2 separate regions of the Homo sapiens genome follow, and region 1 is linked to region 2. The links are chromatin loops, found by intact Hi-C in ENCODE. Cell type or tissue: heart right ventricle. All regions are shown on one strand. Each heading gives the region's core, and the rest is flanking DNA. Links, peaks and the distances in the headings are about the cores only. Region 1 holds the start of ITPRIPL2 (ITPRIP like 2). Region 2 overlaps SYT17 (synaptotagmin 17).

Region 1 (8,286 bases), core at 1-8,000, 64 kb after region 2:
CACTTCATTTCCCCTTCCCTCTCTTGCTTCACTTTCATCTTAAGTCCTCCTTCCCCAGGTCTTTGGATTTCTCTTGGTTCACTCGAATTCTCCTTTCTTTCAGCTTCAGTTTCATTTTGCAAAAAACATCTCCGCTCAGCCCACGATCATTCCAGGAAGGCTCCCAAGACTGGTCAGTGGGAGTTACCAAAGGGTGTCTCGCCACAAAATGACTGAGTCATCTTCCCCAGAAACATTTTCCTCCAGCACTGGCTGGACAACTAATTTTTTCTTTTTGCTGTTGTTACTGTGGAACTTCTTGCATGAGAATATTTGCATATATGAATCTCCAGTACCAAGCATACACCAAAAATGTGTACATTTCAGATGAAGGACATAACAGAGCCCTAATAAAATACAGAATTGAGCTTAATTTAACTGTCTTGGGCAACCATCATGCCTGGCTAATATGCCATATTATTTCCGTTGTACACAGTACATGTTTTGGTTTACTAAACATTGATCAAAATTGATCGAAATCTCTAAGTTTTGGTTACCATGTACAGAGAACAATTGCTCAGCATGGCATTTAAATAAAACAGTAATATTTTAAAAATTCACAAATACAATGCACAATTTATTTTAAAAAAATAAAATTTAAAAACCTTGAGGATGGATGAGGCTTTGGGTAATTAACCTGAAAAACAAAACTAACAAAAAACTACAAGAACAGTATGTTACCAGATTTATACTTTAAAACACTATTAAAAGAGGAACTCACTGACACTGCTAGAAATATTTCTAAAATTCAGCTTTTTAAAGCTTTTTTTTTTTTTTTTTGAGACGGAGTCTCGCTCGGTCACCCAGGCTGGAGTGCAGTGGTGTGATCTTGGCTCTCTGCAACCTTCACCTCCCGGGTTCAAGTGATTCTCCTGCCTTAGCCTCCCGAGTATCTGGGATTACAGGCGCCCGCCACCACGCCCAGCTAATTTTTGTATTTTTTAGTAGAGACAGAGTTTCACTATGTTGGCTAGGCTGGTCTTGAACTCCTGACCTCAGGTGATCCGCCCACCTCGCCTCCCAAAGTGCTGGGATTACAGGCGTGAGCCACCACGCCCAGCCTTAAAGCTTTATAATCCTTCCAACCCTTGATGTCCCCCACTGTAGTAAACAATGAGTACAGAGGAAGTTGTGGTTGAGTATGGAAATATATATATATATAAAATATGTATACATATATATATATATAAGATCTACTCTTGGCATTTATTTTAAAAACTAATTTTAAAAAATACCGTGCAGTTTCTATCTTTGCATAAAGTTAGCAGACTGACTTCTTTGCACAATGCAGTACCTTATGACCCAACATTGACCTCAAAAGCTAGGAATGACCTTTGCGGGGAACTGTCCCCAAGACAACCTCAAAGAGACAGCACAACATTTGCAGCTGTTTCTCTTTCAGCCCAAGGTCGCAAAGGATATAAGAAGCCAATGCAGCTTGGAGGAGAAGGATTCCTGTAAATCACTCACTATGATTTCCCACAGCAGGCAAGTGGATCCCCTAAAGAAAGAAGGCTTATAGAGTTCCCTCAAAAGAGCTCAGAACTTCAACAATGATTCTATTCACATAGGCATTTCTGTCTTCCAAATTTTAGCTTTAAGAGTCTGAGGAAGTACATGTTTTTATTTAGAAAACAAAAAAATCCCAATTTGTAACACTTGGACTGGCTGCATTTCCAATCAGGCAAGCAGATGAGGGGCCATGCTGAACTTAAACTGCAATTGAGGACTGTTATAAATTTGGGAGAACAAGGAAGAATTCCAGGACCGGCTCCTCCCAGCTGCAAAATACACCCAACCTGGTGATACTGACACCTAAAGAGAAAAGAGACAGACTGCCGTCAAGGGCTGTCTCCCTTGCTCTTTTCCTAATTTGTCTCCTCTGCCCACGACCAGGGAGTAACTGATCTTCAAGCACAGAGCCCAAGATACTGAACTATAAGTGAAATGTTTTGCAAGACCTGTGCTGAATCAACAGGTCTCTTGGACCACGTAAGACTGCCTGGACAAGGAAGAACCATCAATGGTTAGAGACCCAGCACAAACCACATGCTAAGCAGCAGGCATTTCCTCTTCATTAGCTCATTAAGCTCAGAAAGAAATCTCTTTGTGAAGGAGTTTGCTAAAAACCTTAAAACAAAAAAGTTTTCTGTCTCCAGCCAGCAGCCAGCCTTGGAGAAACACCTTTACAGGCAAAGCCTAAAACACATCTTTCTCCAAAGCCAACATGTTTTATGCCTTCACCAGTGTTGTCTTGAATATGTATTTGGTTGCTACTTTGGTTCCAGACATCTCTGGCTGGTAGTAGGTAGTTTAATGAATGGATGTTGACGGACAGGTACATATCCCAGCTTGTGGCCTGCGGCGATGTTAGTTAGGCAAGCATGCTGGCTGCTTTTCAAGGTTGTACATTTAATAATAAATATAACTGGCTTCCCTTTCAGATGCAATGCTTGGTGCTAGCAATTACCACAAAATGAGTGAATTGATCAATATAAAGTGCTATTTTCTCTGGAAGCTTCTCTAACCAACTCTCGATTGCCTTTCCATCTATGTGACTTAACTTGTTGACAATCTTGTCAAACACCTGTGATTGCACCATTTTAAAAATACATTAATATTAATTTGAACAGTGGAAATTATGTTCCTCTAAACATTAGCCCCTAAAATAGAACTTCAATTCCAGTTGCAAATAAAGATTCAGATTTTTCTTTTTAAAGACAATCAGGAACCCAGTACCTAGCAAGTAATTGTGTCAAAAACTTTAGTGTTTTGTTTTGTTTTTTTTTAATTTGGGCAGAGAGATCTGTGTCTAAAAACCGACAGAAGGAACTTTCCCTGCAGCTAGTTCTTGCTTCTTCTACTGGACTTCTCTAAAAGCCACATCCTTCTACAGAATCCGTCTACACAGAACAATATTTGAACCAATTCTTGGGTCTCCTGTTGGATGTCTTCCCATGGTTTGCCCAGGACACTCTAGTGGGTGTGAAGATGTCATATTATACTGGACTGTGAAGCGAGAAGGTGATATTTAAGCCACTAAAGCTTGTGGCAGCCACCAAATTTTCCAATGCCTTCTGCAATCTTGCATTTAACTGGCTTCACCGCCATTCCCACCCCCACCCAGTGGGAAAGGCTTTAGGAGCATTTGGTCAGGTGGGGGTGCTGTCAGGGTTTACGGTTCACCTTCAAGGAAGCCCTGGGTGCGCTGACTCCGGGGTGGGGGGCACCTGGCAAGGTAGCGGGGACCCCCGTAGGCCCGGAGAAGCTGGGGCAGCCTTTGCCACGTGGACAGCAACCGCGCTGCTGCAAGTTCCCGGGCGTGCCCGTCGAAAGCGGCCAGGAGGTCAACTGGGGCGGCTTCCCTCAGTGCCTTGGGCAGGGGACCCACCTCGGCAGCCGCCCCACCAGGGCCCAGGACGCAGTGGAAGAGCGTATGGCGTCGCAGCAGGCAGTCCCTAAGGAACTGCACCAACTCCTCCAAACACCTTCCCAGGTGCTCCTCGTCCCAGCCTTGCCCAGGGGCCCCCTTGCGCAGCAGCACTGCCAGCAGCACTGTCTTGAGCACATATGAGGATAGGATGCGTCCCCACTGGGTGGCGGCCGCTGAGTCCAGCCCACGGGCCCCCAGATCGCGCAGAGCCTTAAGCAACTGCAGGCACTTGAGGTAGCAGGCACCTGGAGCTGCCCGTTCCTGCAGCCAACTCAGCAGCTTCTGCTCCTGGCGTGCTGTGTTCACACCCCACAGTGCCTCCGCACGCAGGCCCTCAGGGAGCTCCAACAGGGGCGCGCTGGGCAAGGGTGGCGGTGGTGGCGCCACAAGGAAGACCCCATCTCCCAGATGGACAGCGGGGATGAGACGCACAGCCATAGAAAGGCGGCAGCAGCCGTAGTCAGTGCGGCAGGGCAAGATGTGTAAGGTGGGGGGCTGTTCCAGGCCACCTGGGGTCAAGGTGACCCGACAGCGCCCCTCCAGGCTGTAACGCACAGTGGCCAAGGAGCGCTGCAGATGCGACTGGAACCAGCGCAGCACCAGAGTAGCAGAGAGGTGACGCCGCCCGCGCACATCCACGCAGAAGGCATCAGCAAAGGGTTTGCAGTCCCGAAGCCAGTGGCCCCCCGAGGCCCCCGATGGTGAGGGTGGTGCCTTGAGGGCGCACAAGAAGCAGCCGCGGAAGGCCGGGGCCAGCGCTGGCTCCTCGCCCAGGCTCCGTGGCTCCAGCGCCACAAGCGGCGGGAGGCGCAGTGGCACCAGCACGTCGAAGCTGTCGGGCCGGCGGATTTTATGTTGCTCGTAGGCGCTGCCCACCTGGATGAAGTCTCCGCGGAAGGCCAAGGCCAGCGCTCCCCCAGGAATGAGACCGGGGGACCCCCGGGCGCGGCCAGCCCGCACCAGCTCGCCCACGATCCGGCTCACGTGCGCCTTGCTGTGGCCCAACACGTGCGGAGACAGGCGCACCTCATGCTCGTAGTAACTCTCCAGCAGGATGCTGAGGCCCGGCTCTCGGAAGTGTCTCGAGGAGAAGGCGGCGTGACCCTCCAGACGGGGAGACCCGGGCAGGAAGCGCTGCCGGACAGCGTGGCGACAGCGCAGGAGGACATAGCTGAGGAGGAGCAGGACGGCCACCTTAAGCAACGGGAAGCCGCCATCCACGCCGTCGGCGGGCTCGGCCCGGGCGCCCCCGCTTCCCCGCAGGACATGGTAGAGGCACACCAGGGCGGTGCACAGGCCGGTCACCAGGGGCCAGAAGACGCGTAGATTGAGGGTGTAGTGCACCGACATGCCGGGCGCCCGGGGCGGCGGTGGCCGAGCAGCCCAGGGGGCAAGCCCCGGCGGCGACCCAAGCCCAGCATGCGCACAGCGCCCGGGCAGCCCCGCTGTCCCCGTCTCCTCCTCCGCGGCGGCTTCCCGAACGCAGGCCCGAGGGAGGCCGCCCTCCAGCTCGGCCTCCTCTCCCAGCTCAAGTGTTCCTTCCAGCTGCGGCCCGCCCTGCGCTCTCGGGCCCCGGGCCGCGCCCTGCCCCGGCTGCGCGCTGAGTCCGGCCCAGCGGCCCTCCCCGCCCGGCGCCCCCGCGCGCCGCCGTCGGCCAGCTTCTGGCCCGGCCTGGCTCGCCTCCTACCCTGGGCGGCCCTCCTGGCTCTCCCGCCGCTCCTCTCCGCGCCTGACCCTGTTACTCGGACCCCGGGAGTTTCCTCTTCCGAGGGGGAGGCGAGGCCGCGCCAGCTAGCGGGGAGGAAATGCCGGAGTCTGGAGCCGAGCGTGGAGCTGGCGAGCCGGGTCGGCCCCCTCCCGGGCCTCCGCCTTAAAGCGACGCGGGGCGGCGGGAGGGACTTCAGGACGCTCTTGGAACTGGCCTCCCGCGGCCCACCCCCATCCTCCCTCCCCGAAGGCAGAATTGGGAAGGCCCTGATTCCGGGGCGGTAGCTTCGTCCAGGGAGCCTCTGGAGTTGCGCTCCCTTGAAGTTATACTGGGACGTTGAAAAGGAGAAAAGGGCGCACAGCCAGACTGTCCAGTCCTCCCCACCCCCACCGCACAAGCTGCGGTGGCGTGGCAGGCCCTGGCACAGGAGTGGCCCTTGCCGTCTGCCGCAGTCGTCTGTTCAAACCAGTATTCACCGAGCACCTACCATGTGCCAGGTCGGAGCCACAGTGCTGGGGAAATCATAGTTGACAAGATGGACAAGGTTTCTGTCCTTCGTGAAGCTTACAGCCTTGTAAAAATGGGAATCAAAAAAGGAAGGGGCTGGGCGCAGTGTCTCACGCCTGTAATCCCAGCACTTTGAGAGGCCGAAGTGGGCGGATCATTTAAGGTCAGTAGTTCGAGACTAGCCTGGCCAACATGGTGAGACCCCCCCCCCCGCCCCCCATCTCTACTAAAAATACAAAAATTAGCCAGGCGTAGTGGCACGCGCCTGTAATCCCAGCTGTTCGGGAGGTTCAGGCAGGAGAATCGCTTGAATCCGGGAGGCGGAGGCTGCCGTGAGCCGAGATCGCGCCACTGTACTCCAGCCTGGGTGACAGAGTGAGACTCCGTCTCAAAAAAAAAAAAAAAAAAAAAAAAAGTGGGGGGAAGGATTCCACAGCAAGAAAACGCTCTAAAATAAACAAAAGTGCCCGAGGGAGTGAGAAGGTGCTGGCTACCCTGTGGAAACCAGAGGATGACAGGGGTGACATTTGGCCTGAGACTTCATCGGAACATGCTGGTTCACCCCTGTAATCCCAGCACTTTGGGAAGCCGAGGCGGCGAGAAGATCGCTTGAGTGAGGCCAGGAATTCGAGGCTGCAGTGAGCTATGATAGCATCATTGCACTCCAGCCTGAGTGACAGAGCAAGACTCTTGTCTCTGAAAAAATAAAATAAATAAAATGAAATGAAATTAAAATAAAATTATTTTCCCAGTGGAGGAAAGGGGCACAAACAGGTTCAGCTCAGGCAGGTTCAGCTGCCCCCCTTCCCCCCTCCCCCACAAGGTTACACAGCCTTTGTAGAGCTGGGCAGAAACCAAGGGGTGGAACTCCCAGGAGGGGGCCCAGGGAAGGTCTCTTCCTCATCTGCTGGGAATTTTGGGGGTCCTTTGTCTGGGTCTACATTGGAACCTCAGTCCTAGGAAGCTTGTTTTGTTTCATAACAGGGAGCACTTCCTGAAATAATCTGATCTATTTAAATAATTGTCTTTCTTTATTCACACTCATTACACCTTCTTTGCTGGCACTGACCTTTAAAGAGAGCAAGGGTGAATATATTAAAACATGTTAGAACCCAGCTGCCACCTGGGAACCAGGACTCAAAAGATGGCTTCTGGGTTGTTCCCAGTAAATCCTAAATTGGGCCCCTGAGAGCTAAGCAGATCTGCCTTCAGATCCCATCTACTAATATTAGCTATGAGATCATCATCTACCAGTCAAGATTCTTAGGTTTGCAAGTGACAGAAACACAGCTCCAACTGGCTTAAGTGCACGCACGCATAGACACACACACACACACACATTATTGTATCATGTTAACTGAGATCCATGAGGGGATTTCAGGTACAGCTGAATCTAGGTGCCTCAATGCTATGCAGACCTGTTCTCCCTTCACTTCTTAGCTCTCTGCTTTTTAAGTGGGCTGTCCTCCCCACAGGTCCTCCATATGCCCTTGGCTGCTGTAGTCTCACATTGTCTTCAGTGCAGAAGAAAAGAGAGCCTTTCCTGTTTTTGTTTGTTTGTTTGTTTGTTGTTTGTTTGTTTTAAAGACAGAGTCTCACTCTGTTGCCCAGGCTGGAGTGCAGTGGCACGATCTCAGCTCACTGCAACCTCCACCTCCTGGGTTCAAGTGATTCTCATGCCTCAGCCTCCTGAGTAGCTGGGATTACAGGCATGCGCCACCACGCCTGGCTAATTTTTGTATTTTTAGTAGAGATGGGGTTTCACCATGTTGTCCAGGCTGGTCTTGAACTCCTGACCTCAGGTGATCTGCCCACCTCAGCCTCCCAAAGTGCTGGGATTACAGGCGTGAGCCACCGCGCCTGGCCAGAGAGGCTTGCTTTTCTCAAAGTTGTGGTAAATGCCATGACTTGGGATAGTTTTGGGTCATATGCTAAAGTCACCAAGCAAGGGAATGCACTGATTAGCATTGCCCAGGTAGTGCCCCCACCAACTCCAATCCAAATCTATGTTGAAACCTTAACGGCCAATGTGACTGTATTTGGAGATAGGGCTTTTCGGCAGTAATTTAGGTTAAATGAGGTCAGAAAGATAGGGTCCTAATCTGATAGGATTGGTGACCTTATAAGAGGAAGAAAGAGAGACGGCTCTCTCTCCATGTGGTTGGACCAAAGAAAGACCATCTGCAAGCCTGGAGAAAAGCCCTCACCAGAAGCGGAATGCTACCAGACCTTGATTTTGGACTTTCTAACCTCCAGAGCTATGAGAAAATAAATTTCTGTTGTTGGAGCCACCCAATCTATGGTATTTGTAGAGGCAGCCTGAGCTGACTAATACAGTTGGGTACCCAGCCCTGGAACCAAGAGGTGGAGTCAGCCCTGTTCAAACTGTGGGAACTGTGGGAAGGGGTGTCTCTCCCCCAAGGAAAGTCATGTTGCTGCGGCTGGAAAAAGATGGATGAGATGTTTTGACATGCAGAGATGACAGCTGGCCACCTCTTTTGGATAACTCTCTTAACCTATCTTTGCTTCTATCTCCCGATCTATAAAATGGAGTGCTACCAACAGAGTGGTTTATTTTTCCCCTGGCAGATATAGTGGT
Region 2 (8,327 bases), core at 10-8,009:
AGAGCCACCAGAAATAACAATGAAGACAGCCACATACGGGGCAGACCTGGGCCACTTTGCAGGTAAGCAGATTCTTGCATTGTTTACTCTGCTTCAGAATGACCTTTGCCATCTTTCTCCACACTCTGAAATACTCACTGATTCTGTGACAGATAGTTTGGTGGCACTATTGACACCTTGCCATCATCACAGCAGCTAAGTGCCAGGCACTGCTCTAATGGACTGTGTACACTACATCATCGCATATGTGCAATCACAATCTTCACATCCCCTTGAATTATTAGATAATTACTATTATCCCCACTTTATAGACGAGGAAACAGAAGCTTTAAGTAACTTTCTGAAGGTCACACACTTGCAAGTGTAGGAGCCAGGGGTCAGGCTGGTCTAGCTGACCCCAGAGTCTGGCTCTAACCATTATCCTACGATGTCTCCACTTTAAGAGAGTGAGCTCTGGGACCAGAGTGCCTGGGTGGAATTCCATCTCAGCCACTTACTCACTACTCGTGTACTCATTACCAGTGAGCCATGTGACTCCGGGCATATTCTTTTGACTCTCTGGGACTCTGTTTTCCCATCAGTAAAATAGAGTCAATAACGGCACCTACCTCAAAGAATGTGGTGAAGATTCACTGAGCCAGGGCATGAAAAGAGCATGGCACAGAATGTGCCCGTAGGCACAGACCAATAAATGGGAACGACTGTACTTCTTCAAGGTTCATATTCAAACCTCACCGCTTACGGGCCGCCTCTCTCCCTTCCATGAACCAGCAGAATGCATTGATCCCAAGTTCATTATTCCAACCTTTGCACATCCCTCTCTTCTAGCAATGAGCTCATGGCATTCTTGCTAATTGCCCAAACAGTTGTCTTTATGAGACATTTGCCAGAGGCATGGGAGGTACTCTGATAGATGTATGCTAAATGGAGATAACCTGTGTTCAGAGCTGGGCATGAGACTTAGAAATTACCTAGGCCCACACTGTCCATAGAAAGATAACGCAAGCCAGAAATGCAAGCCACACATGTAACTTAAAATGTTCTGGCAGCCACGACTTTTAAAATATGCAAATAAAAGGGCAAAATTCATTTAATTTTATTTATTTATTTTGAGACAGAGTCTTGCTCTATCGTCCAGGCTGGAGTGCAGTGGCGGATCTCGGCTCACTGCAACCTCCACCTTCCAGGTGCAAGTGAATCTCATGGCTCAGCCTCTCAAGTAGCTGGGACTACAGTTGTATACCACCACACCTGGCCCATTTTTGCATTTTTAATAGAGATGGAATTTCATCATGTTGGCCAGGATGGTCTTGAACTCCTGGCCTCAAGCTATCTGCCTGCCTCGGCCTCCCAAAGTGCTGGGATTACAGGCGTGAGCCACCGCGCCCAGCCTGCAAAATTAATTTTAATATTTTATTTTATTTAACCCACTATATCCAATGTATACTCATTTCAACATGGAACCAATATAAAAATATTTTAGTGAGATACTTTAAATCCTCTCTCTCTTTTTTTTTTTTTTTTTGAGACAGAGTTTCATTTTTGTTGCCTGAGCTGGAGTGTAGTGGTGCAATCTCGGCTCACTGCAACCTCCACCTCCCGGGTTCAACCGATTCTCCTGCCTCAGCCTCCCAGGTAGCTGGGATTACAGGCATGCGCTACCATGCCCGTCTAATTTTGTATTTTTAGTAGAGATGGGGTTTCACCATGTTAGCCAGGCTGGTCTCGAAGTCCTGACCTCAGGTGATCCTCCCGCCTCGGCCTCCCAAAGTGCTGGGATTACAGGCATGAGCCACCGCGCCCAGACTTTTTTTTTTTTTTTCCTCACTGTCCTGAAAGTCCAGTATGTATTTTGCACTTACAGAACATCAGTAAGATTCAGTCTCACACCATTTACGTGCTCAACAGCTACGTGTGTCTAGTGATTGTTATACCAGACAGCGCAGCTCTAGACCAGCCCTCTCATTTTACAAATGGGAAGACTGAGGCCTAAAGAAATCCAGTGCTCCCTCTGTTTCACTATTTCATGCCCTTGAACTCTTTTTTTTTCTACTTTTTTCTTTTCCCTCTATCCCCAGGAAAGGTTGGACACCAATGATCTCCACCTGAATGGATTTGTTTCATGCATTTGAAGCTTTTCCCTCTGTCTGGTGAATTTCAGACATCGGTTCACACAGAGCAGAGATACTTTTGTGGAGCAGAAGGAGGTTGGGAGCCTCTGGGTGTTTGTCCTCCTTTTTCCTCCTCACCCAAATCATGCTGTTTGGTCAAACACATACGCCACACAACAGAGTGGACAAATTGGGTGGTCAAATTTGATGGCCACACATACATTTTGTTTAGGCTTGAAAGTAAGAATGTTTCACATAAAAAAACCCAGATTGCCAATATCTCTTTACAAAGATCAGACAATACGGAGCCCCCAATCCCATACAGCTACCATTGGCCAGAGCTGAGTAGCAGACACCCTGGCCCCCTTTCAATGGGGCATTTGCTTTTCAATTGACCGAAGTCCCCACCCTGCCCTAGTAACTCTCCAGACAGAGCGGCAGCTGCCATTTGTCACTGCACTCAGGCAATGTTTATCTCTATGCAACCTCTGCACTTGGCCACTGATGCAACCCGCCTAGCTCCCAAAGTCACCAGAATTGACAAACCCTGCTATATAATATAGCCACACTCATCTTTCAGAATCTGAAATGATATACACTGACAATGTTAATCAATTCAGCCAATTCAATCAAACTTAAAATTAATAAAGCAAAAATCAATCAAAATGATTGCTTTTGATTAAACTCAGCAGCAATCAGGTGTGATGCCCTCCTCTGTCACACCGTCATTATCTCTCTCTCGCCCTGTCTCCTGGACTGTCATCCCACTCTGCCGCCCTCCCCCAGCAATAACACTGCCCTTCATGACTCTCCGTGGGAGAGTGTCTGGGAAAGCCAGCCAGGGCCCCCAGAAAGGTAAAGCAGAGATACTTACTCGAAATCCTCCGCGTCAGGCTGTATGTAGACTTGGATGTGTCTGAGGACGAGCGTCTTCCATCCGGGGAATTGGTCCGTGGGGTCAGCGGGACTTCGCTGGCCGTGTGGACAGAGTCACCATCCTTGTCACTGCTCCGGCTGGCCATCCTATAGGAAGGGAAGAGGTCTCAGTAGCTGTCCAGGAATCCCCGGGGACTGGCATCTCTGTCCCTTGGGGGTTAAGACCCACGATGAAACCGCTCTCAGACTCATTTTATGCAACATGGAATAATGCAAATTTGACAGTGTGGTGTCCTTAAACTCTCAACAACGTCTTGCTTTTTGCACAAAATGTGAAATGATATGAAGAAATATTCCCCAATTTAGAACAATCTGTCAAGAACTTGCATAATTTCAAAGCTGGGGTTGGGTGGAGAGCTGTGTAAAGTTAAGCTGTCGCCACGTGGGGGCGCCACTTTGGCTCAGTGAAGCCCGAGACCTGTCAATCTCCAGCCTGGAGTGAACCGTCTGGTTGTTTTATAGGCATCCGAACTTCTGCTTTTGGTTACAAGTGTCCTGGTATTTCAACAGTCACTGTGTCTATAATTTAAGATCTTTTAAAAATATCCTATAACAATGTCACTCAAGGGTTCTTTGCGCGGCAGAAATGGCCCTGAAAATCAACAATTTCTGAACAGAAGTTTGATGTAAAGAAATAGCTATAAATTAGCAGCAGCCGTGACTCAATGTGCTCCCAATAAAGAACTGCTGAGAAATTGGGAAGGAGGATGTAGGGGTGGATGGAGAAGGAAGACGATACAGGGTAGTCATTGAGAGAACCGCTGGGGCTGAACCCTGGCTGGGTGCTGGGGCAAGTCCCTTTCCCCTCCCGTACCTCCATTTCCCCATCTGTAAAGTGGAAATATTGACAGTACCCACATTATACGGTGGTTGTAAACACTGAATGAGTTAACACATATAAAATGCGTAGAGGCCGAGCATGGTGGCTCACACATATAATCCCAGCATTTTGGGAGGCCAAGGCAGGAGGATCCCTTGAGGCCAGGAGTTTGAGACCAGCCTGGGCAACACAGCAGGACCCATCTCTACTGAAAGTTGGCTGGGCATGGTGGCCCACAGCTGTAAACTTTGTGAAGAATGTAAACTTTGGGAAGCTAAGGCAGGAGGATCACTTGAGCTCGAAAGTTTGAGATCAGCCTGGGCAACATGGCAGAACTCTGTTTCTACAAAAAAATTTTTTAAATTAGCTGGGCATGGTGGTCTGTGTTTGTAGTCATAGTTACTTGGGAGGCTAAGGCGGGAGGACTGCTTGAGCCCAGGAGTTTGAGGCTGCAGTGGGCTATGATTGTGCCACTGTACTCCAGCCTGGGTGACACAGCAAGAGACCCTGTCTCAAAAATAAATAAAATGCTTAGAACAGTGCTTGGTTGCGTAGTAAACAGCTGCTCAATACATCTTGAAACATTTTTTATTGATTGATCGATCAATTCATTGTTTTTTTTTTTAAGAAACAGGGTCTCACTATGTTGCCCAGGCTGGACTCGAACTCCTGGGCTCAAAGTGATCCTCCCGCCCTCAGCCTCTTGAGTAGCTGGGACTATAGATGCATGCCTCCATGCCCAGCTTAGTTGATATTATTACAACTGGGGTGGCTTTAAGATCCCCCCCAATACTCATAAAGCTAGGTAAGGATGCTGGAGGGATGGGAAAGGAGGTAGAAAAACAGCTGGTGACGTCGTTTTGAGACTGATGCTGCTAATAACATGCCCCTAAGCCATAATGGCTGTAGATTTATGCCTTCCGAGGCTGCATACCCCCCAACTTGACATTAAAGCCTATGGGAAAACTCGTCTTGAAAAATGCAAGTTTTGAATGCTGTGAGGTCTTCAGACGCATCCTGTGCATGAGATGAGACTGATCTGATGTTCTTCAAAAGTGTTATCAGGAGCTAGGCATGGTGGCTCATGCCTGTAATCCCAGGACTTTGGGAGGCTGAGGTGGGTGGATCACTTGAGGTCAGGGGTTCGAGACCAACCCGGCCGACATGGCGAAACCCCATCTCTATTAAAAGTACAAAAATTAACCTGACGTGGTGGCATGCACTTGCAGTCCCAGCTACTTGGGAGGCTGAGGCATGAGAATCACTTGAAACTGGGCGGGCACGGTGGCTCACGTCTGTAATCCCAGCATTTTGGGAGGCTGAGGCGGGTGGATCACGAGGTCAGGACATCGAGACCATCCTAGCTAACACGGTGAAACCCCATCTCTACTAAAAAAAATACAAAAAATTAGCCGGGCGTGGTGGCGGACGCCTGTAGTCCCAGCTACTCGGGAGGCTGAGGCAAGAGAATGGCATGAACCCGGGAGGCAGAGCTTGCAGTGAGCGAGATTGCACCACTGCACTCCAGCCTGGGCGACAGAGCTAGACTCCGTCTCAAAAAAAAAAAAAGGAGAATCACTTGAACCTTACCCAGTCTTGGGTATCCCTTTATCACAACAGAAAACAAACTAATACAGGTTGGGAGAAGGATGAATAACTAATTTGCACCACTGTTAAAAGGCAGAACCCCAGCTAAGCCAGTAATGCTAAACTCTAAATGGCACACACTCCCAATCGCCAAGTGGGGCATCTCTGAGAGGGCTGTAAGAGCTCTGCACATTGTAGGCATTCAATATGTGCTTGTTCGACAAACAATCAACCAACTTGACTTTAATTCACTCTTCAATGAGGGTCTTTCTGGCATTGCTTCAAAAAGCACCAGTCAGATTGTGCAGTTTTCCTAATCTTCACCAGCCCAGCCCAGCCAAGAAAAGTTGGGGGCCCACAGGACATGAGCATATGTGACAATTAATGTATCCCCAAGATCACACGCAGAGCACACACAAAGGGCCAGCTCATCTGCCACATGCCAGTCCACAGAGGCAAGTCCCATGGTTCTTGGCTCAAATGTCGCAGTAGGAACAGCACTGCAAAGCCCATACACTTGACATTTCTACTTCCTGTCTGTTTGATAACATGCAGCTGCCCACTTGGTAAATAAATCTGGGGAAAACACAAAGCTGTAAATTTACTTTCTGAATGATTTAGCCATCTTCCCTTTACAGATTTCTCTTACCGTTTTGCATTATGCTGAGTGTCAAAACTGTATTAAGCACTGCCCAGTGTTCAGAAGAGACCTCATTCATCCTGGGAAGCACAAAGGTCACGCACAGCTGTTCAGTCTGTAGACTGCACAACCCTAGGTGGTGCCATTCATAATGGCCACCATGTGAATGGCGCCACCTGGAATTTTGTGGTGTATTGGCCCTGCTGGGAAAGTTCCAGTCCACTTCTCTACTAGTGGCAAAACCAAAAGAAGTATCTTCCCAGAGGGTCCCAGCCCCCTTGCCCCTGCTTACACAAAGGGTTAGCAGCAGTCAAGGCAAAACGCAACTGTCCTCCAGCTCAACATGAGAACCTAGGCTGTGCATCTGTAACACTCAACATTTGGATATCTAGGGGGCAAACAGGTACCTGGCTGTGATACTCAACACCTGTGAGGGGTCTCCGCTGGTATCGAAGAAAATCCAGATTCCTTACTCTGGCATTCAAGACCCAACTCAGCCTAAGCTTGCAGGCTCCCCCAGCTCTTCCTAGATGTAGTTGTGGCCTGAATCCTACAGGTGTGTGTGGAGTTGAGATTTTTGGTGAAAGCAACTCATTAATCAAGCGATAATTCACAGCCGGTTGCCGCGGCTCTCACCTGTAATCCCAGTGCTTTGGGAGGCTGAGGTGGGAGGACTGCTTGAGGTCAGGAGTTTAAGACCAGCCTGGGCAACACAATGAGACGCCTATCTCTACAAGGGGTGATGTCTGCCCACCTCTCTAGTCAATTTCCTCCCCTCTAGTCACAATACCCCAATTGTCTATTACAGGGGTCTGCAAACTACAAAGCCAAATTCACTGCCTGATTTTGTAAATGAAGTGTTAATGAAACACAGACGTGCCCGTTCATTTACTGTCTACAGCTGCTTCTGCATAACAATGGTAGAAATAAGTAGCTGCAACAGAGACCATATGGCCCATGAGGCTAATATATTTATTATTTGGTCCTTTAAAAGTTTGCCAACCCCTGGTCTAATAGTTCAGTTCCTGTGTTTCTGGTGGAAATGACCATCTCCCTGGTTTCCTGGGTGGGCAGGTAACTGGCATGATTCTAGCACCATTTCCTCCAAGTGAAAGTGATTGGTACATAACCCGAGCCAGGCTAATAAGAGTCTTTCCTGGTTTTGTTTTGTTTGTTTGTTCGTTTTTTATGCAACCGCAACAGAATGCAAGTCTAGTGCTGCCACATGGAGAAAACAAGCTTAACAATGAGGCCAATACAGAAGAAACAGAGAAAGAAAGAGAGAGAGAGAAAGGCTCTGATGACATGATTTCTGCTCCTGGATCCAGCTATGCCTGAAGCCATCATTCCTGATTCTTTCATAACAAGGTCTTATGCAGGACTGTCATATATGGAATGCAGGGTGTAAATGCACAACTCTAGGGGGCAACCTGACTTACATACCTGCCTTACCTCCTACGTGAGACTGAAAATTCCCTGAGCATGGTCACAGGACCCTATCTAGCCCTGTGTATACCACAGCGCCTGGCACACTGTACTTAAGAAATAACTACAAAAGGAACTGAGATTAACTTTTCAACTGATGATTGGCACTTTCAGGATGCAAGTTCTGCCTGCAGGATAGTCTGTCAGTCAACAACTTTTTCTGAGTGAACAAGGCAGGCAAAACTCCCTGCCCACATGGAGATAGCATTCTTGTGAGCATAGCTTTAAGGACATCAGATGGACTGAACTAACTTCTGCTACATAGACCAGTAGAATCCTTTTTTTTTTTTTTTTTTTTTTGAAGTCTTGCTCTGTTGCGCAAGCTGGACTGCAGTGGCGTGATTATAGCTCACTGCAGCCCTGACTTTCCAGGCTCAAACGATCCTTCCAACTCAGCCTCCCGAAGAACTGGAACTCTAGGCACCAACGTGCCCAGCTAATTTTTTAAATTTTTGTAGAGATAGGGGTCTCATCGTGTTGCCCAGGCTGGTCTTAAACTCCTGACCTCAAGCAGTCCTCCCACCTCAGTCTCCCAAAGCACTGGGATTACAGATGAGAGCCACGGCACCCGGCTGTGAATTATCTCTTGATTAATGAGTTGCTTTCACCAAAAATCTCAACTCTACACACACCTGTAGGATTCAGGCCACAACTTATGAATAATGAATAATGGAAGAGTTCTTTAACATTGTGTTTGTATCAGTTTAATTAATCTCTATTGAAACCTAATACTGACAGAAATAAATGC

Evidence for each region. A loop is a pair of places that touch in the nucleus more often than their neighbours do. Peaks named below come from ENCODE experiments on the same cell type or tissue, not always from the same donor. Only the 100,000 strongest peaks of a DNase experiment are listed, where the experiment ranks them.
Region 1: a loop joins it to region 2, with 2.2 times the contacts of the local background. A loop is called at or near these places in 11 of 110 quality-filtered maps.

The regions. Positions count from the first base shown.
Region 1 is chr16:19,110,998-19,119,283 of GRCh38, reverse strand. It overlaps ITPRIPL2 (ITPRIP like 2), which reads right to left and starts at 5,320. Exons shown (of 1, transcript NM_001034841.4): 1 at 1-5,320. The coding sequence starts at 4,822. The coding sequence ends at 3,215. RefSeq lists silencers at 4,759-5,128, 5,219-5,318. In heart right ventricle, for the core only: CTCF peaks have their summits at 4,057 and 5,325; DNase peaks (open chromatin) are centred at 163, 4,523 and 5,363; H3K4me3 peaks cover 5,841 bases; H3K27ac peaks cover 6,918 bases.
Region 2 is chr16:19,175,198-19,183,524 of GRCh38, reverse strand. SYT17 (synaptotagmin 17) reads right to left here. Exons shown (of 8, transcript NM_016524.4): 4 at 2,986-3,134. LOC124903658 (a long non-coding RNA gene) reads left to right here. Exons shown (of 2, transcript XR_007065012.1): 1 at 1-62; 2 at 2,079-2,777. Among named protein-coding and RNA genes, the nearest start is that of SYT17, 11 kb to the right of the region's middle. In heart right ventricle, for the core only: a CTCF peak has its summit at 3,426 (motif pointing right); a DNase peak (open chromatin) is centred at 3,434.